Regions from separate parts of the Homo sapiens genome. Here region 1 is linked to region 2. Evidence: read pairs that join two places in POLR2A ChIA-PET (ENCODE). Cell type or tissue: Panc1. All regions are shown on one strand. Links, peaks and the distances in the headings refer to the core of each region. The heading gives the core; the rest is flanking DNA. Region 1 overlaps AKAP13 (A-kinase anchoring protein 13). Region 2 overlaps AKAP13 (A-kinase anchoring protein 13).

Region 1 (11,689 bases), core at 4,241-8,240, 120 kb after region 2:
TGATGACACTGTTACCTATAACCTGTGATGGTTTGTACTTGACTAGGGTTTTGTCTTATAGCAAGACCTCCATTCTTTCCGTAAGTGGTGATGTCTCTTAAATGGGCCTGCCACGGCCTTCCTTGGTCCTCCCTGTGGAAATTCTCCCCTTTTCCCCTCTCCTTCCCTTCTGCTGACCTGTTCTCAGTGGTGTGCTGGTTAAAAAGAAAAAAAGAAAGCCCTCATTTATATCATTTGCCAATTTCAGTGGTGTAAATACTCCCATAATGGTTGATTTCAGGTATCCACACCACATTACGAATACAGATTTGACAAGAGATGTGAGTTGTGAAGACACGCAGCAGGACACCATTATGTGGAATTTCTGCTGTCTGGATACAATAGATACAAACTTTCAGGGCATGGAGAATAGTATGTTGTGGTAAATAATTAGAAAGTGATAAGTTTTGAGTATTTATGACATTTGTTTTTAATGCAGTTTACTTAGTTATAAGCCTATATCATGTAATTTTTAATAATGGCTGAGTTTAACAGCTGTCTTGCAGAATTCCTGAAAATTTAACAATGAGCACTCATGAGCCTACACAAGCCAGCTCCAGTATACCACTGTGATTTCTTTGCTGCTGACTGGGCCCACCTTTGAAAATCTATGGCTGACACTTCCTTACTATCTAAGATGACATCAGTGCCATCCTGTCTTTCACTCTTCCTCCTACAGGGCTTTCTATCTCATTCTCCTAATCCATATCTACTACCTTCCCTGTTCAAAGCCCATTTCTTTCCATTCATCCCTGCACTGTAATTTGACTCTTCCCATCCCCCAAATACGTTTCCCTTTCCCATCACACTTTTTTTTTTCCCCCCATCAAGTTACTTTTCCCAGTTAAAGGAAAGCCTCAGACCACTAGTATCTTGGGACATGGAGAGTCTCCCAGCAAGATGTTGGGTCTTATGAAGTGAGGAAATCTTTGGTCTAGAAAAGGAAAATACGTTCTTAGAATTCCAGGGTTGAAATCTAGGTGAAAAGATTTTTTTAAACTTAATATATAAAGGAAGTTACAGTGCCATTATTATAGTATGTAGCTACTCTAAGAATTACTTCAGGATGGGGAAAAGTGAGACCATGGCTACCATTTAAAACCCCATTTTAAAGTAACTGTTTTATAAAAACCTGTTTTTATTTGCAAATAAGTGATTTGATAGGTGATATTTTAGAACACAGTTTATTTATATGGGGGTGGGGGGAGCTAACCTATATTTACAGAATAAGGCCTAGTATAGAGGTCTTTTCCATTAGTTTTTGTGTCATCTGTCAGCAAAACTAATTAGGACCCTGAAAAAATTGTCAGTTGCAGGGATACATTTCTCACTAATGAAGAAACATGGAAAATATCTGTGTAAGGGGATCACGCTGTTTCTTAAGTTCAGATTATTGGAAGAGGGTGGTGATGTAGGTGTGTACTCTTCCTGAGGTTGGGTCAAACTAAAATGATAATTGAGAATGTCTTGAATATTGCCCTTGTTAATAAGTTGATCTATTTTATTTTATTTAGAAACATGGCAGACTTGTTCACTGTGTAGCCAGACTGATGTGTCTATTTATTCTTGTAGGCTGGTCTTTCCCAGGCACAGCAGAATAATTTATTAATACCAGGGTATTCTTTAAGGATGGTAGGATTAAAGCATCATGACAAAAATTGTTACCTAGATCTGTTTTTCCTTGTTATTTTTTCATCACCATTCTACTCATTTAATCTTTAAAAGCCATCTCAAGTAATAGTAGGTACCTGGTTCTACTGGAGTAAAATGGGAGTTAGTGGCTGAAATGCAGTTTGTTATTTGCTGTCAGTGACTTTATCAGTGTGCAGAGAATACTCCTTCAAGGAAAACAGGTAATTTTAATTCCAGGTGCCTTCGGAATCTAAATTTCAAGAGGCTTTGAAATGAATGGAGCTTCTGTGTTCTCTTCTCTTGAATATTTTGGGCATAAGGTAGTGTGACTTAATATTAAAAACAAACAAACAAACAAAACAACAAAAAAACTACAGACCAGGTGCAGTGGCTCATGCCTGTAATCTCAACATTTTTGGCAGGCCAAGGCTGGAGGATTGCTTGAGTTCAGGAGTTTGAGACCATCCTGGGCAACATAGGGATACCTGATCTCTACAAAAATTTAAAAAGCCAGAAGTGGTGGCGCATGCCTGTTGTCCCAGCTACTTGGGAGGCAGCAGGGGGAGGATCACTTGAGTCCTGGAACTGCAGGCTGTGGTGAGCCCTGATTGTGCCACTGCACTCCAGCCTGGGAAACTAAGTGAGAACCTGTCTCAAACAACAACAAAAACCCAATTAAAGGTATGAAAGCAATTTAAAACTTACTTGTAAAAAGAGGTTCATATTGAAAGCATTGCTAAAAGGATTTCATCTGCCTATAATTAGCCACCTCCTCTGTCCCCAAAGGAAGGCCCAGACTTCACTAGTATCTTGGGGCACAGAGAGTCTCCCAGCAAGATGTTGGGTCTCATATGAGGACAAAATTCTTGATCTGGAAAAGGAAGATATATTCTTAGAATACCAGGTTAGAAATCAAAGTGAATTTTTTTTTTTTCCTGTAAAAGTCCAGATAGTAAATAATTTAGGCTGTGGGCTAAGTTCTCACGTAATCATTACCTTTTATGGCCCATTGTAGTGCAAAACTAGCCATGGATGATGGGTAAATGAATGGGTTGGGTTCAATTAAACCTTTATTTATTGACAGTGAAATTTGAATTTCATGTAATTTTCACATTAAAAGGATTAAAAGGCCTTCTTTCTTCCCTAACCCTAACCCCCACACCCGCCCCCACAAAATGTAAAACAGGGGATGGTGGGAGGCTGGAATTGACTTGTGGGTCATAGTTTGTCAACCTAGTCATAGTTTGTCAACCTGTGCTGCAAAGGATGGAACTTTTTATTTGTACTTTTTTCAGGCTGTGAGGATATTTCAGTACCTTGAGAAATGGACTCTTCTCATACACGCTGCAAAAACATCTTTTTAACTGGTTGCATCATGCCAAAGAAGATTACACATTTTACCAGGCTAAGCTTTTCAAAAATGTTTCCAAGAGAGAGTCTTATAAACAAGACAGAAGTCTAATTCTGAGTAGTAACTGAAGTCAGTGATAATTCTGTTTTACCAGCCGTGATATTCCTTGGATTAGGATACTGTTGAATGCTCCACTGTGGTAGTCGTAGTAGTCATGGACCCACTGGAGCATTGTTTGTTAATAGACCTGGTTCCTAGGTTTGACTTGATGATTTTTGCTTTTTAGTGTTTAGTAAAAAACTACCTTCTGCTCAGTTATGCTGCTGGGCTTAGTAAATTGTGACCACAGGGTGGTATGTTTCTCTTGTTGGCTTTAATTGTTGCTAAAATCGAAAGGAAAAATATTCTGTACATAATGAGAATTTACTCCCCTAATTATGATGCTAAAATGGCCCAGCCTTCTCTAGATTGATTTTTCTATAGTGCATTATTAAGATTTATATAGTATTAAATCTCAGTGCTTTAAACCTTGATGCTTTGTAATCTTTTGTTATGGTTACAACAGGAATTATATAGTTCGTAATTGGGAGAATGCTAATAATTAGGACTGTATTTCATAGAATATATTTAGCCACTGGCCTTGATTTAAAAAAAAAATCAATATATAAAAACTACTAAAGAGTATTTGCGGCTGGGTACGGTGGCTTACTCCTGTAATCCTAGCACTTTGGGAGGCTGAGACGGGTGGATCATCTGAGGTCAGGATTCGAGACCAACCTGGCCAACACGGCGAAACCTTGTCTCTACTAAAAATACAAAAAAATTTAGCTGGGCGTGGTGGTGGGTGCCTGTAATCCCAGCTACTCAGGAGGCTGAGACATGAGGATCGCTTGAACCTAGGAGTTGGAGGTTGCAGTGAGCTGAGATCACGCCACTGCACTCCAGCCTGGGCAACAAGAGGGAAACTCCGTCTCAAAAAAAAAAAAAAAAAAAAAAAAGCAACTGAAAGACAAAGATGTCTTACCTTCTAGTAGTTGCAAAGTCATAGACAAAGTTATTGGCTCAAGATTTTTGTCTGATTTTATGGGATTAATGTAGGGGTGGATAAAGAAGAGTAGGAATGTCAGATGGTCAGGAAATACAAATTATTAGAAAAGCAGCCTCCTATTGAAATAGGTTAAAAATATTATAGACCGAGAGTTGAACATGTTCCAGGAGCTTTCCTATACAGTCATGTGTTGTTTAAACTATGGGGATACGTTCTGAGAAATGTGGTATTAGGTGATTTTGTTTGTTGTGCAAACATCATAGCATATACTTAACACAAACTTGGATGTTGTAGCCTGCTGTGCACTTAAGCTGGAGCCCAAGCTCGTCTTCTTTGCACTCTACCCTTTCCAGGCAAGCCTGTTGCTGGAGAATGTATGGACTTGGTAATGATTTATGGGATATAGAATTTAGAGAATTATTGTCAACTGGAACACAGGAGTTAAGGAGCATTCTGAGTATAAGGATGTGATCATTTATTATACCCCCTCCATCCTCTCTGCCTTATTTTTGGATTTTCTTCTATGTCTCCCCCTGCCCCTCCCCTTTTTAACCCATTCATCAAGTAAAGTTTTCCTTCATCTTGTTGATTAACTTACTTGTCTAATGACCTCCACTAAAATGTAAGTTTAAAGAAGAGAGAGCGATCTTATTTTCAGGTTCATTCTGTATTGTGAATGCCTAGATGATTGCCTGGTGTATAAGTGCTCAATCTTTATACTTGTTTCAGCTTACCAGAATGGGGGCATGGTTTAGATGATAAATTTGATTTTCCCTTAAATATGATGTTTGATAAAGATAGGCTGCGAAGAGGAACCTTACTAATGTAAACTTGCTATATTGTTTCCTTTCCTAGGGTGATTGTGTTGTTACAGTGCTGCTTGCTGAAGAGGACAAAGCTGAAGATGATGTAGTGTTTTACTTGGTATTTTTGGGTTCCACCCTCCGTCACTGTACAAGTACTCGGAAGGTCAGTTCTGATACATTGGAGACCATTGCTCCTGGTAAGTATTTGAATGGGATCCTTACTAGCTTTTCCTAGTTCTTAAACCCTTTTATTCGATGTTTATGAGTATAGAGTGACAGGAAGAGTGAAGTGTAGACAGTATAAAAAAATTTATTAGTTTATAAAGCAGTTTGAATATCTGGTCCTGCTGGTATTGGAACAGATTGCCAGTTTTTTATTGCTGTGCCATTTTATGTATATTACTGTTATGTCGGCCACCTACCAAATTCTGTAAATTATAACTTATTTAAGAACTGGGATTATGACAGTTGAAAGCTGTATTTATCCTCCTACTTGGCAAAAATGATGTTGAAAATTCAAGGATTTAAAGATTCTAGAGAGTCTCTAGGTATATTATTGCCAAATTTTTATGGACAGGGAATAAAAGAAGGTAGTCAGCATAGATACCGATTTCTTTTCTGAAGAGTATTAGATATCCTTCCTTGTAACCCACAGCTCCAGTCATCTTGTTTCCTGTGATGTATATCATATCAGAAAGGCTTTTCTGGAACTTGAGGTCTGCTCTCTAGCAGGTACCATCCAGTATCACCATTGCTGAACATTTATTATGTGTTGGTGATGGGGAGAAACAGCTTCTTAACCTAGGTATAATCGATCAGTCCGTGACTCAGTTCTCATTAGGAAAGGAATTGAGGTAATTTTTATAAACATAATACTTCCTATAATAGGAACACTTTAGGGTTAAAGTTCGAGGGCTGTGTGTTTATATACCTGTGTGTGCATATATATCTAGAAAGGGCATATAAGTAGATACAAGGAGACTGCAAGCAGATATAAGGGAAAAGGCAAATACAAAAAGCATGGCCTGTGTCCTAACTGTGATCCTCAGTCACAAATCCCAACAAAGTCTGTTCTATTGGTGGAGAGGGATGTACCTGGAAGCCCTTATGCCTTTACTGGTAAGGTCCTTAAATTAGGATGGGCAGCAGGCAATTACTTTCTCAGAGTCACTGAACTTGTATGACAGCCTGGAGCTCTAAGTTTGTACCAGATCCTTGTACATTGTCCTCAGCCTCCCTTTCTGAGCTCTAGTTCACATTTCTTCCCTTGACTTTGATTCTAGTACCACTTTATATATGTCTATGTAAGTACCCTTGCCCTGCCTACCCAAGCCAAGCAGAATGGGTATTAGACTCTGCTCCTTTCCTCTAATTTGGTCCGAATCCTCAGAAATCATTCCTGACCCCTTTGCTTTGGCCCTGTAGTCCTACCTAGTACCTGGCTTTTCTTCTGTTTTCTGCTAATCATCTCTCCTCTTAGCCACATTTCAGTATTTTTCCATCATGCTTATGAGGTCAGATACCAGCCACCCCCCCCACCCCCACCCACACCCCCTCCCCCCGTCGCCCCCATCCCATTGGCCTGAATGTTCTGCTTCCCACCTGAATTTAGTCAGGCAGCTGATATGAGGTGCCTCATCACAGCAGAGGTAACAGAAGGATTAGAGTCCTTGAAAGACCTTTTTTTACTTCTGGAAGGCCAAATGCAGAGTAAGGCAACACTTTAACGTGTGAGCCTTTGATATGTGTGCAAGGGTACCAGTGAGATCCTTAGTTGGTATAGTAGAAACTCTGTTAACTAAGCAAAGGAGATTCCTGACCGGACCCTATTGCTCTGCTTATCACATATGAGATTTTTCTGATTACTTGTCTTTTTCAGCTACTGTCATTTGGCTTAGTTTGGTAATTTATTGTGGAGGGGTAGAGATAGAGGCATTTTGGGGGTTAACTTGTTTTGCATTTCTTGTTTATAACATGGGGTAAATTCTTTAGCCTGGACCTAAACTTCTTTAAATCTGCCTTTGTGGACTTAGACTTGTGTGTTCCCTTCCTTCAGGCCCTTACTCAGTATCACCTCCTCAGTGAGGCCTTTCGGTCCAGCTCATAAAAATACACAGCTGCCTCCTCTCCACATTCCCTATCCCCCTTTCCTGCTTTATGTTTCTCCATTGCACTTTTCAACTTCTCACATATATTTTACTTATTTATCTTATTTATTTTCTATCTGCCCCAACTAAAGTGTCAGCTTTATGAGGACAAGGATCTTTGTTTGGTTTCTTCACTGGTATCTGCTAAGAAGGCTGTTCTAGGAAACTGTCACTTGATAGAACAACATTTCACACATCCAGCTTCCCAGAAGCTGCTCTTCTAGAAAGATGTGTATGTATGTGAATACACCCACACTCGCACTCACACGTAACCCCCCTCCCCGCCCCCCTTTTTTTGTTTTTTAATAAATTCAAAAGAGTCTCTGGCTTCTTGAGTTGCATTTTTAGCTTGGAGAAGGAATACGATGATTTTTGTGTACCAGTTAGCTGCATTGATAGCCTCAGATTTCCTGTTTGCTGAGGGCAGTGTTAGATTAGTCAAGAATCTGCATGGAAAGTCCAGTCTTCGTGGAAAGTCCATGCAGTGCACTGTGCATCCCAGTTCCTGGATAAATGTGCATGGTCTGTTTGTTGCAGCAGCTACTGCCTGCAGGGATGTCTCTGCACTCTTTGTGCTTACGTGTGGGACTAGCTCTGCAATTTCTAGTCATTTTGGCTAAGAGAAGAAAAAGAGCTTTGTGTCTTGTTCTTGTCCCCCACCCCCCACCCCAAGAAGGAGTCTTGCTCTGTTGCCCAGGCTGGAATGCAATGGCACGATCTTGGCTCACTGCAACCTCCATCTCCTGGGTTCAAGCAGTTCTCCTGCCTCAGCCTCCTGAGCAGCTGGGATTACAGGCGTACCACCACACTTGGCTAAATTTTGTATTTTTAGTAGAGATGGGGTTTCACCATGTTGGCCAGGCTGGTCTTGAACTCCTGACCTCGTGATCTGCCCACCTCGGCCTCCCAAAGTGCTGGGATTACAGACGTGAGCCACCGTGCCCAGCCTCTTCTTGCTTTTATTATTATTTTTTTATTTTTCATGTTTCATCCAGATTGCTGGCTCTGATTTTTCTTTGAGTTCTCTGTATGTTTCACTGTGTGTTTTGTAACATTTTAGTTTTTCCTAAAACCAAAGGATTGATTAACCTTCAAAAGGCAGCACTTTTTGATGTTAGTCTGTAACCTTTTATCAAATCAATATTTCCCTAAATAGAGTTGACACACAGACATTCTAAATTATCTCCTAATAAATTGTTTTGACTTCGGATATTGAAATTGCAGGCCCATCTCCCCACCCATCTCAGTTTTCTCTCTTTTTTTTGCGTGTTTTGTAATAAGTCCTACAATGAAGTGTGTGTGTGTCTGTCTGTCTGTCCCTCCCTCCTGCCCCCTCTTTCCCCATTCCCCTGTGTGTGTGTGTGTGTGTGTGTGTGTCTGTGTGTAATTACAAAGAAGTTGTAAAGGCCTTTTAAAGTAGTTATGATGTGATTTCCCCTCCTTTTTAAAAATAAAGTATTTTAAGCGTAAGTAGTAACATCTTAGAGGGCAGGTACGTGGAGACTTTGACTTTCTATTTTATCTATCTTTAAATTTTTTTTTTTTTTTTTTGAGATGGAGTCTCGCTCTGTGGTCCAGGCTGGAGTGCAGTGGCGCGATCTCGGCTCACTGCAAGCTCCGCCTCTTGGGTTCACGCCATCCTCCTGCCTCAGCCTCCGAGTAGCTGGGACTACAGGTGCCCACCACCACACCTGGCTAATTTTTTTGTATTTTTAGTAGAGACAGGGTTTCACCGTGTTAGCCAGGATGGTCTCGATCTCCTGACCTCGTGATCCACCTGCCTTGGCCTCCCAAAGTGCTGGGATTACAGTTGTGAGCCACCGTGCCCAGCCTGAATTGTTTAAATGTTTACAGTGAGCATGTTATTTTTATGATACATAGTAATTTTTGATGAAAACATTCTGAAGGCTGAAAAGAATGTCCTGTCTTTTGAAAATAAATCCATCTTTGTGCTGATTAACACTGGAGGCTAACCAAAGCGTTATAATAAAATATTACATTTAAAACACCTATGAAAGTGGCTAGTTCAAGAATATAATTTGCCTTGAAACATAGCTTGAGATGGAAGTATACTTCTAGTAATGAAAGATCTTGCCTTAGTAATAAATGAAAGTAAAATATTCCATTATTGTCCCTTCATAGAAAACAAATACAACCCTAAATGACATTTTAATTAACTAGTGATTTTCCTCTAAAGCTGAGATTTGTTTTTTTAAGACCTATGTAGGATTGGCAAATAGTGTACAAAATCTGGACATCCTTTGAAGATAATTGTTGGGGTGGGATGGGGGCATAGAGTACTGTTTTATTGTGTTCATTTTTATTAATGAAACTGTGAATTTAGACCAAGCAGTGATTTCATAGTGGAAGATGGAACAGGATGTTTAGTGGGTTTTGTATACTATTTTTGTAAAAGGCTTTGGTGCAGAATCTTTCATAAAATGAAATCTATTTTCAGCATGTCTGTTATTTATTTTTAGAATTCACAGCAAGAGTTCTTGTTTGAAGAACTACAAACCTTTATTGACTCCAAATTTGACTCAGCTCTGTTATATTTTCCTTTTCTTTTTCACTGATAAGGGAGGGTACTTTATAAAGTAGATTTGTCATTAAAAAAGAATAATACATTTACCTGATCAGAAGTTCTTTTGGGTTTAAAGAAAAAAATTGCAGCCCAGATTGCAACAAATGGTCTGAGTTATAATATGTTATGTCTTTCTTTTTCTTTCTCTCTTTTTTTTTGTTTTGTTTTGAGACAGAGTCTCACTCTTTTGTCCAGGCTGAAGTGCAGTGGCACAATCACAGATCATTGCAGGCTTGACTTCCCAGGCTGAAGTTATTCTTATACCTCAGCCTCCCAAGTAGCACTCACCATCGTAAGTGGCACGTGTGTGTGTCCATCATAAGTGGCTGGCACGTGTGTGTGTGTGTAGATGGTGTCTCCCTGTGTTGCCCAAGCTGGTCTCAAACTTCTGGTCTAAGTGATCCTTCTGCCTCCACCTAGCAAAGTGTTGGGATTACAGGCGTGACCCACCATACCTGGCCTCTTTCATTTCTCGTCAACCAAGAATTACTTTCTAGCAGCAGGTGTCCAGTATTACCAAATGGAATAGCATATTTGAAAAGAAGTTGTAGACTTTTAATTTAATGGGCTTCATTAGAGAATTCTGACACCCCCCATCCCCCAGCCTGGCCCTGCCCCTGGCAACGCCTGTCAAGGTAATCAGTTATTTTTATTGGACTTTTTCTAACAGTCTCCCTATTCTGAAATACTCTCAAGCTATCTCTAGACAGATGAGATTTTATATTCTAGAAAACTTAAATTACTGTCCTAATGCTAGTTAGTACATATAGTGGTTATACTGGAAAAACAGAGTGAGAACTAGTTGAAGAGGAAAAAAATCTGTTGTCTACTGTCCTTAGTTGTAATTTTTTTTTTTTTTTTTTGAGAGGGTGTCTCGCTCTGTCGCCCAGGCTGGAGTGCAGTGGCGCGATCTCTGCTCACTGCAAGCTCCGCCTCCTGGGTTCAGGCCATTCTCCTGCCTCAGCCTCCCGAGTTCCCGAGTAGCTGGGACTACAGGCGCCCGCCACCACGCCCGGCTAAGTTTTTGTGTTTTTTAGTAGAGACGGGGTTTCACCGTGTTAGCCAGGATGGTCTTGATCTCCTGACCTCGTGATCCGCCCGCCTTGGCCTCCCACAGTGCTGGGATTACAAGCGTGAGCCACCGCACCCGGCCCTGTTGTAATGTTAGGAGGAAATTATATATTTCATAACTTTGGAACCATGAACACAGCACTGGAATCCTAGGGCATACAATATTAAGGGAGTGATATCCTCCCAAGGGGGTGAAAATTGCCTTTTGGGACCAAAAAAAACTTACAGTGATATATAAAACACAGTTACACAAATTTGTGGTATATCTGTGGTATTAAAGTTTCATGAAGTGAGGAGTGAGTAGAGAATAATGTCTGAAAAGGCTCTTTGGGATATGATAATGGAAGAAAAGGCTGAGAAACACTGCCTTAGAGGTGTGGGCTGGAATATAGCGGAGCACATTTTTAGCATTAAATCTCTCCTTCCTCCTCTAAAATGCTCATGGTGAAATTCCTGTGCCTACTCTTTGTTCTCTTCTGATTAAATACTCCTGTACACATAGAGACATTTTACACATATACCAAATTTGCACACTACTATTAGGTCCCCAAAACCCAGCAGTGGGTGTATACTTCTGCACATAATCCTATTTCCTATTAGAGTCTGAATCTGAAGACTGAAAATTTGTTTCCTTTAACCCTATCATAGACACTTCATAAGGAAGAAAAAGACACCAGATTTTTAGAGACTTTGATGCGAAACTGAAGTAATAAAGATATTATTTTTATATTTTCCATCATTTTTTCTCTTAGAAGGTGACATCTGTGTGGGACTGGGCTTGGCTGGCCCAGCAAACACTTTTAGGGTTTCTTTTTGGATAGCTGATGAAACAAAGTTCCTATTGTTTCATCCTCAAAAGAGAGGGCCCAGATGGGATGCATTCCACTTTTAGCTTAATAGGAAATGAAGTAATTCTTGGGCTGTGCTTCAGCAGTTTTGTTTATCAGTAGCAATATTTCGTTTCCATGGGTGCGGTGCTCCATATAGTGAGAAGGAGCCTGCAGGAGAGCT
Region 2 (11,689 bases), core at 2,807-6,806:
TATGGATGAGGAGACAGAGGCCCAGAGAGGCTGGACTTGCTCAGGGTCACACAGTTAGTATGTGGCTGAGTTCATACTTGAACATGGATCTTACTCTAGAACTTATACTCTGCTCAGCATTCCTCATTCTGGCGAGAGTTGAAACGAGTAATGATGTGAAAGGGACATCATTGTGAGCTATTATTTTGGCAGAACTTTATGTAACTTTGACTTTGCCAGTAGATTTATTTTTATGGTTAATCTCTTATTCTAGGAGTCATCAGATCGTTTTCATGATTTATGAAAGACATTTTTAATAAGTCTTATTTTTATTACAACAGTAATGTACAGTTCCTCTAGAAATTTAGGAACTATAGTCCCCCAAAAGTACACATAAATGACACTACCTAGAGAAAATTGTTGGGTATAATTTTTCTTTCCAAACTTGAAAACTTGTAGAGAGAGAGTGTGTGTATGTACATATATACAGCCCATATGTGGACTAGCCATATGTGGCGTATTTTATGTACTCTTGAGCATAAACAGGTTATAAAACATTTCATCAATGTACCTTTATATGATTTCTTTTTTGTTGTTGTTGAGACAGAGTCTCACTCTGTCGCCCAGGCCAGAGTGCAGTGGCGCAATCTCTACTCAGTGCAACCTCTGCCTCCCAGGTTCAAGCAACTCTCCTGCCTCAGCCTCCCGAGTAGCTGGGATTACAGGCACATGCCACCACGCCCGGCTAATTTTTGGATTTTTAGTAGAGATGGGGTTTCACCATGTTGGCCAGGCTGGTCTTGAACTCCTGACCTCAAGTGATCCACGTGTTTCCGCCAGCCACCTTTATATGATTTCAAGTAACTGACATAGTTATTTTAATGGCTATATAGTATTTCCTTGTATGAACTTAAGTTTATCTTCAGTTCATTTCCTATTATTTGAATAGGTTGTGTATCTTTTTTCCCCATCACCCTTCCTCCTGCCTCTTTCCTCTATGCTATTATAAACATTGCTTTGAAGGACAGCCTTATACATACATCTGTGTGTCCTTGTTTACTTTGTTAGAGAAATGGAATTGTTAGGGCAAATGGTGTACATTTCAGCAGCTGTTCATAGATATTGTCAAGTTGTCTACAGAAAGCTTTTGTCATTTATACTTCTACTGGCAGAATATGACAGTTCCTATTTACTATTTCCCCATAACTTTTAGAAAACACGTTTTTAAAGTTTTAGATGCAGGCCGGGCGCGGTGGCTCACGCCTGTAATCCCAGCACTTTGGGAGGCCGAGGCGGGTGGATCATGAGGTCAGGAGATCGAGACCATCCTGGCTAACAAGGTGAAACCCCGTCTCTACTAAAAATACAAAAAATTAGCCGGGCGCGGTGGCGGGCGCCTGTAGTCCCAGCTACTCGGGAGGCTGAGGCAGGAGAATGGCGTGAACCCGGGAAGCGGAGCTTGCAGTGAGCCGAGATTGCGCCACTGCAGTCCGCAGTCCGGCCTGGGCGACAGAGCGAGACTCCGTCTCAAAAAAAAAAAAAAAAAAAATAAAAAAATAAAAAAATAAATAAATAAATAAATAAAGTTTTAGATGCCATAAGATAATTACTCATAGAATTACTGGATTACTGGCAACCAAAGAAAAAATGAAAGAACTCTGTATTTCTAAAAGGATATGAAGAAACTCACGAAGCATCGTTACTGTCCTCTTAGGTGCTAAACGTTAATCTGAGTTCTCAATATTAAAAGACAGATGGAGGAAACTTTCAAATAAAGTCACTGATATCATGTTCCTTTGGCTTGTTCTTAGTTGTCGGTTCAGATTAACTCCAGCAATAAAACAGGGAAGTATTTGAGATAAGATTTAGAGATGCTGAGGAGTAAGGTCCTCTTCTACACAAAGAGCCCTGTGAAAGATGATCTGTGGCCATTCTGTTGCTTATCTAAATGCATGTTAGAATTAATATAACTTATTTATTTATTTATTTCATTATTATTTTTTCTAGAGATGGTGTCTCGCTGTGTTGACCAGGCTGGTCTCCTCAAACTCTTGGCCTCAAGTGATCCTCCCACCTGGGCTTCCCAAAGTGCTGGGATTACAGGCATGAGCCACTGCGCCTGACTGTTAAAGCTTTTAGTTCTGGGCCAGGCTCAGTGGCTCACACTTATAATCTCAGCATTTTGAGAGGTTGAGGTGGGAGGATAGCTTGAAGTCAGGAGGCCAGGAGTTCAGGACCAGCCTGGGCAACATAGTGAGAGCCTGTCTCTACAAAATAAAAATTAAAAAATTAGCTGGGTGGTGATGCATGCCTATAGTTGTAGCTACCTGAGAGGCTGAGGCGGAAGGATCACTTGAGTCCATGAGTTAGAGGTTACAGTGAGCTATGATCACACTGCCTTTACTCCAGCCTGGGTGACAAAGCAAGATCCTGTCTCTAAAAAAAAAATTAAAAAACAAAATTTAGTTCTGAAAGTACAAATACGTATAATCCACATATGTTCCTCAAATCACAGTTACATATTGACATCATGGTTTAGATAATCAAGAAAACAAGCAAATTAAACATTGAAACTGTGTTCTTGACTTTAATGTAGGCAAACCTTTTTCTCTGAGCCAAAGATTAGTCAACTGGTCTCAGCTATAATAATGATTTTCAATCATAATATTTGTGAAGGTTTTCTGTATTATAAGTAGGAAGAACTAGTTGTATAGGAAGTTGTAAGTCAGGTAGCTGTGTAAGGTGATCTCTTGGCACTGTTGATACACCAGCTTGTCTCTGTTTTGTTGACCATTCTTAGGAGTATCTTGTTGATATTCAGCCTATTTCTGGTTACAGAGAAATAGCTGATTAATCATAATTTAGTAGCCATATATATATATATGTATATATATATATATATTTTTTTTTTTTAAACAGAGTATGTTGCTCAGGCTGGGGTGCAGTGGCACAATCTTGGCTTACTGCAACCTCCGCCTCCCGGATTCAAGCGATTCTCCTGCCTCAACCTCCCAAGTAGCTGGGATCACATGTGTGTGTCACCATGCCTGGCTTATTTTCATATTTTTATTGGAGATTGGGTTTTACCATGTTCGTCAAGCTGATCTCAAACTCCTGACCTCAGGTGATCCACCTGCCTTGGCCTCTCAAAGTGCTGGGATTATAGACACGAGCCACTGTGCCCGGCATATTATATCACTAGATGTAGAAATTTAATTTATGATGGTTCTATAATAAAGTCTTGGAACATGTAGATAGTTAATTCAGATGTGGGAGGGCTTCTGTGGTCTTGAAACCACCCAGTTTTTTATGTAGTATACCTGATTATTGAACTGTTAGTTTCGTTATGAAGTCTAGATGTTACTTGGTTTTGGTAAGGAACCCTATGTAGAATTTTGAGGACGTCTCCTCTGCCAACCTGAATTGATCAGAATTTTTATAGACCTCCCAAAGGACCTCTGTTTTGGAAATCTTTTGGGGCAAGGCCAGCTTTGATTTGTTTTCTCTGTTACAACAGCATTATTTGGGCTTAAATCTCAGAAGTGTGCCATTCTGCTTTTTTACTGTTTCCTCCCCCTGGTAACTTGAGCTATTATAAACTGTTTACCAAAGAAGCTAGTCATTTTTGTCTCAGTATTCTCTTAAACTGTCCCTTTGAGGTTGTAAAAAAGAGAGTAATAACAATTAGCAGGTCAACCAACAAATAGGACCTTGGTATCTCACATTTCAGAGGATTCTTCCTTAGGTCTCCCTACTTTCTTTCCTGTCTTAGGGATCTGGGATAAACAATTAGCTTGGTAAATCAGTGGTAGGAATTAAATGTTTCTGTGCAGTTTTTCTGGGACATAGGACAATAATAATGGGGAACAAAATAATAAGAGAATGAGTAACAAGACAGTAGTAATAAGAATGCCAGATTAAAAATAGGAAGATGGAAACTCACTGACTGGTAGAAATGTAAAGGATAAATTCTGATGTAAAACATTCTGTAGCTGAGAAAAACTTGTTAGTGAACAGACACTGGATTAGGATTCAATAAATTTGGTTTAGTTTGCTGCCAACAACCTTGGGCAAGTTGCTTAGCCCACTCCACCTCAATTCTCCCATCAAAAATGAAACGGTTAAACTGTATCAGGTTTTTGTTTGGTTCTTTGTTGTGTTTTCCCCAAAAAGTATCCTCAAGTCCTGGAGATCCTTGGAATTACATCAAGGGCCCAAGTGAGATTGGGGAGGGCATGAAAAAGAGAGCAAGTGGTGCTACACAGAGTAGTTCCACTTTCCTCTAGTTTATTTTTGTGTTTCCTGTAATGTTTCCTTCGAAGACACTTCCATGGCCAAAAAATCAGTTTGGAAACATCTGGACTGAAATATGTTGAAAGTGCCTTCTGGTGCCTAGGATTTGGTGTTTATGAATCTCCATCTGTTGGCTGGATGTCTTTGTTCTTGGTATAAGTCTTTCATGGTTAGGGAAATTTTACTGGCTGAATCATGAAGGAACTGTATAATACAATGGGGGATCGTGGTATCTGACTGCTAGGCTGTGCTCTGATGTTAACTGCCCATGAGATAGTTCTCAACTAAGCAATTAGAAATTAAAATACTTTTTAGCTCTCCGGGAGCTTGGGAAATCCTGATAAAAAGATGCAAAGAATCATACTCCTTGCTTATCAAAACCTATTTATGCTAGCTGCCATTTTTTTTTTCGAGCACTTACTTTGTAGCATTTTATCTGTATGTCTCACTTAACCCTGGGGTGGTCTTGTGAAGTAGCTGGAGTTAGCTCTGCCGTAAATGGTAGTTGAGGCTTACTAAGATTGTGTAGCTTGGCTAAACTCCCACAGCCAGAAGTGCAAGAGCTGGGGATTGAAACTAGGATTGTGTTTCTAAAATGTGTGCATTCTTTATTATGTTCACCTGCCTTTCTTAAAGTTACAGGAGTTTTGTAGCTGTGAGACGTTTTTAATAGCACCGCTGTTACTCATGTTTTTCATTAATGAAATCTGGTAATAAAAGTGATTAGCAACGTTCATTGTTCTTAACTGCTTGTTATGCCAAGGACTCTTAATAGTAGGGCAGAAATGATTTGATTATATTGTATATACCATTCCTTATCTGTTAGGTCCTCATAAATAAGGAAAAAATGAGAAATTTGTAAGATTAGAGCAGAATGAAATAAGCTATGTTTTCTTTAATGGTTGGAAATTATTCCTAAAAGAATAATAGATATGAAAAAAATCTAAAATAGGTGATGCTAAATTCTTTAGAGTCAGTGAACATACAGAGATTAGATTGTTTTATGATCAGTGTGGTGCTAACTTTGATGCCCTAAGAATGGATTTACCATGGTGGTACCTAATGCAAGGAAATTGGGCATTTTTTTCTTCACAACATAATTTATTGCTGGACACTGTAAAAATATCAAAACGTGGTGGGCATTAGTGCCACTCACTACAATTTCTAGTTCTCCTTTTTGCATGTGGAATATCACATTTCCCAGCCTATTTCAAGATGGCATGGTCTTGTGACTTGCTGTGTCCCATGGAAATGTGTCGCTTTTGGCTAGAAGCATTTAAAAGCTGATGTGAGGTCGGGCGCAGTGGCTCATGCCTGTAATCCCAGCCCTTTGGGAAGCTGAGGTGGGTGGATCACCTGAGGTCAGGAGTTCGAGATCAGCCTGATCAACATAGTGAAACCTTGTCTTTACTAAAAATACAAAAATTAGCCGGGCGTGGTGGCGCATGTCTGTAATCCCAGCTACTTGGAAGGCTGAGGCAGGAGAATCGCTTGAACCCGGGAGGTGGTTCAAGCGATTCTCAGTGAGCCTAGACCACACCATCGCATGCCATCCTGGGCAACAAGAGCAAAACTCCTCTCAAAAAAAAAAAAAAAAAATCTGACGTGAAATGCTCTCTCTCTTTCCTTGCTTTTGGGACCTGGAAGCACAAGTAGCTATGACAGTACCACATGATGAAATCAGGTTGGAATACTGCCCTGAGGCTTGAAGGATTGCTGCCCCAGAGAGTTGCCTGGAGCCATAGTGATCTTTGAGTGAGTGAGGAGTAAACTTCATTGTGTTAACTTCTGATACCTTCTGGTTGTTGTTACCATAGTATAATCTAGCTTATCCTGACTTTACTACACACATCATCAGAAATCATTAGTGTAAAAGATTTTTAAGGAGAGGGACTGACCAAGATTGAAGCATAATTACCTCAGATGCAGATAAGGTCAATAGCATAGTTAAGGGCAGGTTTTCTCTTTTAGCTGTCACCTGTTTTATGTTTTGTCAGTTTATTCTTCTTTTAGCTCAGTTTTGGTCGTATCACTGCCCCATTTAAAAATAGTAGTTCCTCATTGCCCACCGAATAAAATCTGAGTAAGGCCTGCCACAGTTTGGTTCTGCAACAACACGCTTTAAAAACTGTTCTCTCACTGTGGTGAAGTATTTATTTATCATCATGTGCCTTTGCCCATTCATGCATTTGAGAAACATATATTGATTACTTTGTGTGCCAATGTGGAGGCTAGACCCTAGGGACACACAAAATGTTCCTTCCCATCTGTTCATGTCCAATTCTGCCTTAGCTTTTCAAGCTAAGTCTTGAAGGATGTTTCCTACATAAACCCTGCTTCATTCTCACAGTTGGTTATAAGCTGTCTTTCTGACCTCTCAAGCATTTCTGGCACACTGTTTCCTATCCTGGTTGTAAAGTTGTACTTGTATATCTCATTCCCTTTACTGGGCTAGTGTCACACCTTTGTATCTTTAGTACCTAGCTCCCAGCTTATGGTAGGGGCTCAGTAATCTTTACTGAATGAATGGCTGTTAGATTGTGGCTGTGTTGAAAAGCCAATGATTAATTTGCCTTTGTTTGACAAATTGTTACTATCTTTAAAGTTATTTTGCCTTCGTTGCTTGCACTTACCTCCTTCTAGCTATTATCATTGTGTGTGTTCATTCTTAGTACTCAGTAGGGCCTTATGTAGCAGTGGTTGTGTTTTTTTCTTTTTTTATAAGCTATCTGGAATGCTGTATCCTAGCACATTCTGGTGAGCTTTCCTTACCATTGTTTAAAGTCTGTTTTGTGTTTTAAAGATCCATTGTGAAGTTTCTTAATGTGACTTCTAAGTCTAGAGCTTATGAATAGATGAGTCATGTGTTTTAATCGATTCAGACTTAGTTTTGTCTTGGTGTCTTGTTGTTTCTACTGATGTTTTCCTGAAAGATTTGTGCCTTTGAATCTGTGTTCTGAACTTATACTCTGGTTTCTCTTCGTATGGTGTTAGTCTTTCCCCTTTTACTAAAGAGCTTTGAACTGGGTAGTTTAAAAGACCCAGATTCTAGTTTAGTTTGGCTTCTAGCTCACTTTGTTAACTTTGGTTGTGAAGTTTGTATCCACGAAACAAATGAGTTTGACAAAAATCCATGATTCACATACTGATTTTACTATGGACCGGGTAAGTTATTTGAATTCTAATCTTGTGTGGATACAAAAATTGGAGACAAAATTCTGGTAGGGTTGGCAAAGGTTGAAGGAAACTTTATTTATTTATTGAGTGCTTACTATGTGCTAGATGCTGTTTATTTGCCTTATTCACTAACCTGTGAAGATTTTATCTCTGTGTTTTAGTTACAGAAATATGAGATACAAAGAAGCTAGGATACTTATTGAGCTAGTAAGGGCAGGATCCAGAACTTCGGCCAAAGTCAATTTCATTCCAAAGCCAGTGTTCTTTTTGTTGCAGTTTGCAAGCCGTTCCAGACTTCTCTAACGGAGTAGCCTTTAGGACAAATGATAGGTGTTGTATGTGTCTCTTGAAGAAAGTACTCTCTGTTGCATGTCATACTACTGGTAGAATACCTGCCCTCACCCCCCACCCTCTTTTTTTTGAGACAGAGTCTTGCCCCATCGCCAAGGCTGTTAGAGTACACTGGTGATCACAGCTCACCACAACCTTGAACTCCTGGGCTCAAGCAGACCTGCTGCTTCAGCTTCTTGAGTAGCTGCATCTACAGGCATGTGCCACCATGCCCAACTAACTTTGTAATTTTTATTTTGTAGAGACAGGGTCTCACTATGTTGCCCAGGCTGGTTTCAAACTCCTGGCCTCAAGCGATCCTCCTGCCTTGGCGTCCCAAAGTGCTGGGATTATAGGTGTAAGCCACTGAGCCAGACCAAAATGCTCTTAAGATACAAAAACTAGAGTGGATAAATAAACTATTTCTCTGGATCTTTGATTAAGACTGCACACCCCACGGTAGTGCAGTTATTTCCATTGTGCCTGTAAGTGTGCTTTACCATCCTGAGTGAAGAGTGAAGGGACCATGATTAAAATTCCCATGACATTGTATGGTTTTATGATTGTGGTTTCAAGTCTTGCTCTCTCTCAACTAATTTTTGTGACCTTAGACTAGAAAATAGTTTTTTTTTTTGTTTTTTTTTTGGAGCTGCAGTTCCACTGTGTGTAAGATGGGAAAAACAGTACCTATTTTATATACCATATTGCTCGTTGCTGGACACATATGTGTCCAGCAAGCATTTATTTTTTGTCTGTGGTTGTACCTATAATTGGGGAGAATTTTTTTTCTTTAAGTGTAGATCAATTATGGTATAGGACATTGGAAGGTAGAAGAAGAGGTACTATATACAGCAGTTACTGACCTTTCCAGTCTGAATTCCTATTTAGAAATAAACTACTTATGTTATTTGTGTTACTGTTTTAGGAGACATGAATTGGCTAATAAGTTGTTTGCAGTGTTGTTTCTTTGCTAATTTTTGTAAATGTAATTAGATTTCATAACATTTTGTGTTAGGAGAACATAGACACTTTGAGAGAAAAATGCATAATAAAAGCTAATTTGATGGTTTCTAGGGGTAGTTCTATTTTGAAATTCCTTTCAGCAGACAATATGAGACAGCATATTATGGGCTAGGCCCTGAAAGAACCAAGGGAGAGTAAAGCACAGTCCTAGGCCACAAAGAGTATGTCTCTGGAGGATAAGATCTCTGGATTTTTTGTCCTACTTACAAAACAGAAATAATATATTTTATGCTAGTTACAAGTAGTATAAGCTCATTGAAGAAATATTTAAGCAGAAGGAATGTGCACCAGCCACTAGGAATGCAAAGATAATTGGGGTATAGTGAGAGATATGGAAATTTGTTGTGTAACAATGTTAGAGTACCAACTTTGTGGTATACAGGCTTCTAAGGAACACAGATGAGGGATGAGGGATGGGACGGGTGTGCTGGGTCTTTTTTTTTTTTTTTGGGACGGAGTCTTGCTCTGTCACCCAGGCTGGAATGCAGTGGTGCGATCTGGGCTCACTGCAACCTCCGCCTCCTGGGTTCAAGAGATTCTCCTGTTTCAGCTTCCCGAGTGGCTGAGACTACAGGCATGCGCTGCCATGCCTGGCTAATTTTTTTAAAATTTTTTTTATTTTTAGTAGAGACAGGGTTTCACCATGTTGGCCAGGCTGTTCTTCAACTCCTGACCTCAGGTGATCTGTCTGCCTTGGCCTCCCAAAGTGCTGGGATTATAGGCATGAGCCATCGTGCCCGGCCTGTGCTGGGTCTTAAAGCATGAGTAGGAATTTGCCAGGCCTGGGTTGAGGAGAGAAAGAATGGAATGATGGTTCTGCTGTGATACACTGTGTGCAAAGAAACAGACGTCAAAGAGCTTGGTGTGTTTGAACTCAGTGAGCAGTGAGGTGTAGAATTATTTCGTGTGGATAGGGTGTGGTCACCGAATTAGGTTAGAAAGTCAAAATGGGGTGGGTGGAAGCGTCTTTTAGTTTGTCCTCTTGAAGCAAAAGGGAGGATAGTCTGGTTTTGTTTTGGATACCTCATTCTGTGAGCAGTAGAGGATAGTGGCTTGGCAGAGGGAGAAGGGAGCATTGCCTCTCAGACAAGTTAGAGGAGGCCATTACCATAGTTTTGGACAGATTGTGAGGGCTTGAATGCAGTGAGGTTGGAAGGGAGCCAGCAGATCTAATGGACATTTTGAAAGTTGAATGGATGAAACTTGTTGAGTAGATGGTGGGAATTAGGAGGTGGTAGTTGTCCAGAATAACTGGGAATTTCTAGCACAGGCTGCTGGGTGAATGAGAGTGCACTGAGGGGCATGATTCATTCTGGCATGGGAGAGGAGTTGGCTTCCTGGAAGTGGTAATGTTTACATTTGGCTTAGATTACCTCATTCAAAGTGGTTCTTGATTTTGCCCACAATCTATTTTAGAGTCCATTTATTCATCTAGAAAGTACCAACTGCTTACTGCATGCCAGTAATTGATATTTTAAGAATATTAAAAAATGTTAATTGTGGTAAACACACATACCATAAAATTTACCATCTTAACCATTTACCGTCTTAATCATTTTTAAGTGCAGAGGCAGTGGCATTTAGCTCTTTCACATTGTCGTGCAGTCATCACCACTGTCCATTTCCATGACTCTTTTCATGTTGCGGAACGGAAATTTTGTACCCATGAAACAATAACTTTCTATTTCTCTCTCCTCCGTGTCCCTGGCAAATACTTTTCTACTTCCTGTTTCTATGGATTTGACTATTCTGGGTACTATATGTAAATGATACCACACAGTCTGCGTTCTTGTGACTGGCTTACTTCACTTAGCACAATGTCATTAGAATTCATCCATGTGGTAGCATGTGTCAGAATGTATTTCCTTTTTAAGGCAGAATAATATTCCATTGTATGTATATACCACATTTTGTTTATCCATTCATCCACCAATGGACACTAGAGTTGTTTCCACATATGGGTTATTGTGAATAATGTTGCTTTGACCATGGGTGTACAGACATCTTTCGAAGTCCCTGCTTTCAGTTCTTTGGCGTATGTACCCAGAGGTGGACTTGCTGGATCATATGGTAATTCTATTTTTAATTTTTTGAGGAGCTGCCATACTGTTTTCCATAGTGGCTGTACCATTTTACATTTCTAACAGCAGTGCACAAGTGTTCCAGTTTCTCTGTACCCTCACCAACACTTGTTATTTTCTGTTTTTGTGACAGTAGTCATCTTATAGTGTGTGAAGTGATATCTCATTGTGGTTTTGATTTGCATTTTTCTAGTAGTTAGTGATGTGAGCATCTTTTTATGTGGTTATTGGCTATTTGTATATCTTTTTTGGAGAAATATTTGTTCAAATCCTTTGCCTGTTTTTCATTTTTATTTTATTTTAATTTAATTATTTTTTTGAGATGGAGTTTCACTCGTCGCCTAGCCTGGAGTGCATAGGCACGATCTCTGCTCACTGGAACCTCTGCCTCCCAGGTTCAAGCGATTCTCCTGCCTCAGCCTCCTGAGTAGCTGGGATGAAAGAGTGCACCACCACACCCAGCTAATTTTTTGTATTTTTAGTGGAGACAGGGTTTCATCATGTTGTCTAGGCTGGTCTCGAACTCTTGACCTCAGGTGATCTGCCTGCCTCGGCCTCCCAAAGTGCTGGGATTACAGGTATGAGCCACCCTATCAGGTCCATTACCCTTTTTTTAAATTGGTTGTAGGAATTATTTATGTATTCTAAATATTAATCTCTTATTAAATAAGAGTTGCTAGAATTTTCTCCCATTCTGTGGGTTGCCTTTTCACTCTGTTGATTATATTCTTTGATGCAGCTAGTAGTAGTTTTTTTTTTTTTTTTTTGAGACAGAGTCTCGCTTTGTCTGTCGCCCAGGCTGGAGT

The links. ChIA-PET counts read pairs that join two places held together with the same protein. Peaks named below come from ENCODE experiments on the same cell type or tissue, not always from the same donor. Only the 100,000 strongest peaks of a DNase experiment are listed, where the experiment ranks them.
Region 1: POLR2A ChIA-PET joins it to region 2 with 12 read pairs; 3 of 35 experiments call an interaction of 5 or more read pairs at or near these places.

What each region holds. Positions count from the first base shown.
Region 1 is chr15:85,516,503-85,528,191 of GRCh38, forward strand. It overlaps AKAP13 (A-kinase anchoring protein 13), which reads left to right. Exons shown (of 37, transcript NM_007200.5): 3 at 4,926-5,073. Among named protein-coding and RNA genes, the nearest start is that of AKAP13, 140 kb to the left of the region's middle. In Panc1, for the core only: no CTCF peak of the experiment used is centred there; no DNase peak of the experiment used is centred there.
Region 2 is chr15:85,397,995-85,409,683 of GRCh38, forward strand. All of the region lies in intron 1 of AKAP13 (A-kinase anchoring protein 13), which reads left to right. Among named protein-coding and RNA genes, the nearest start is that of AKAP13, 23 kb to the left of the region's middle. RefSeq lists an enhancer at 3,357-3,456. In Panc1, for the core only: no CTCF peak of the experiment used is centred there; no DNase peak of the experiment used is centred there; H3K4me3 peaks cover 921 bases; H3K27ac peaks cover 3,528 bases.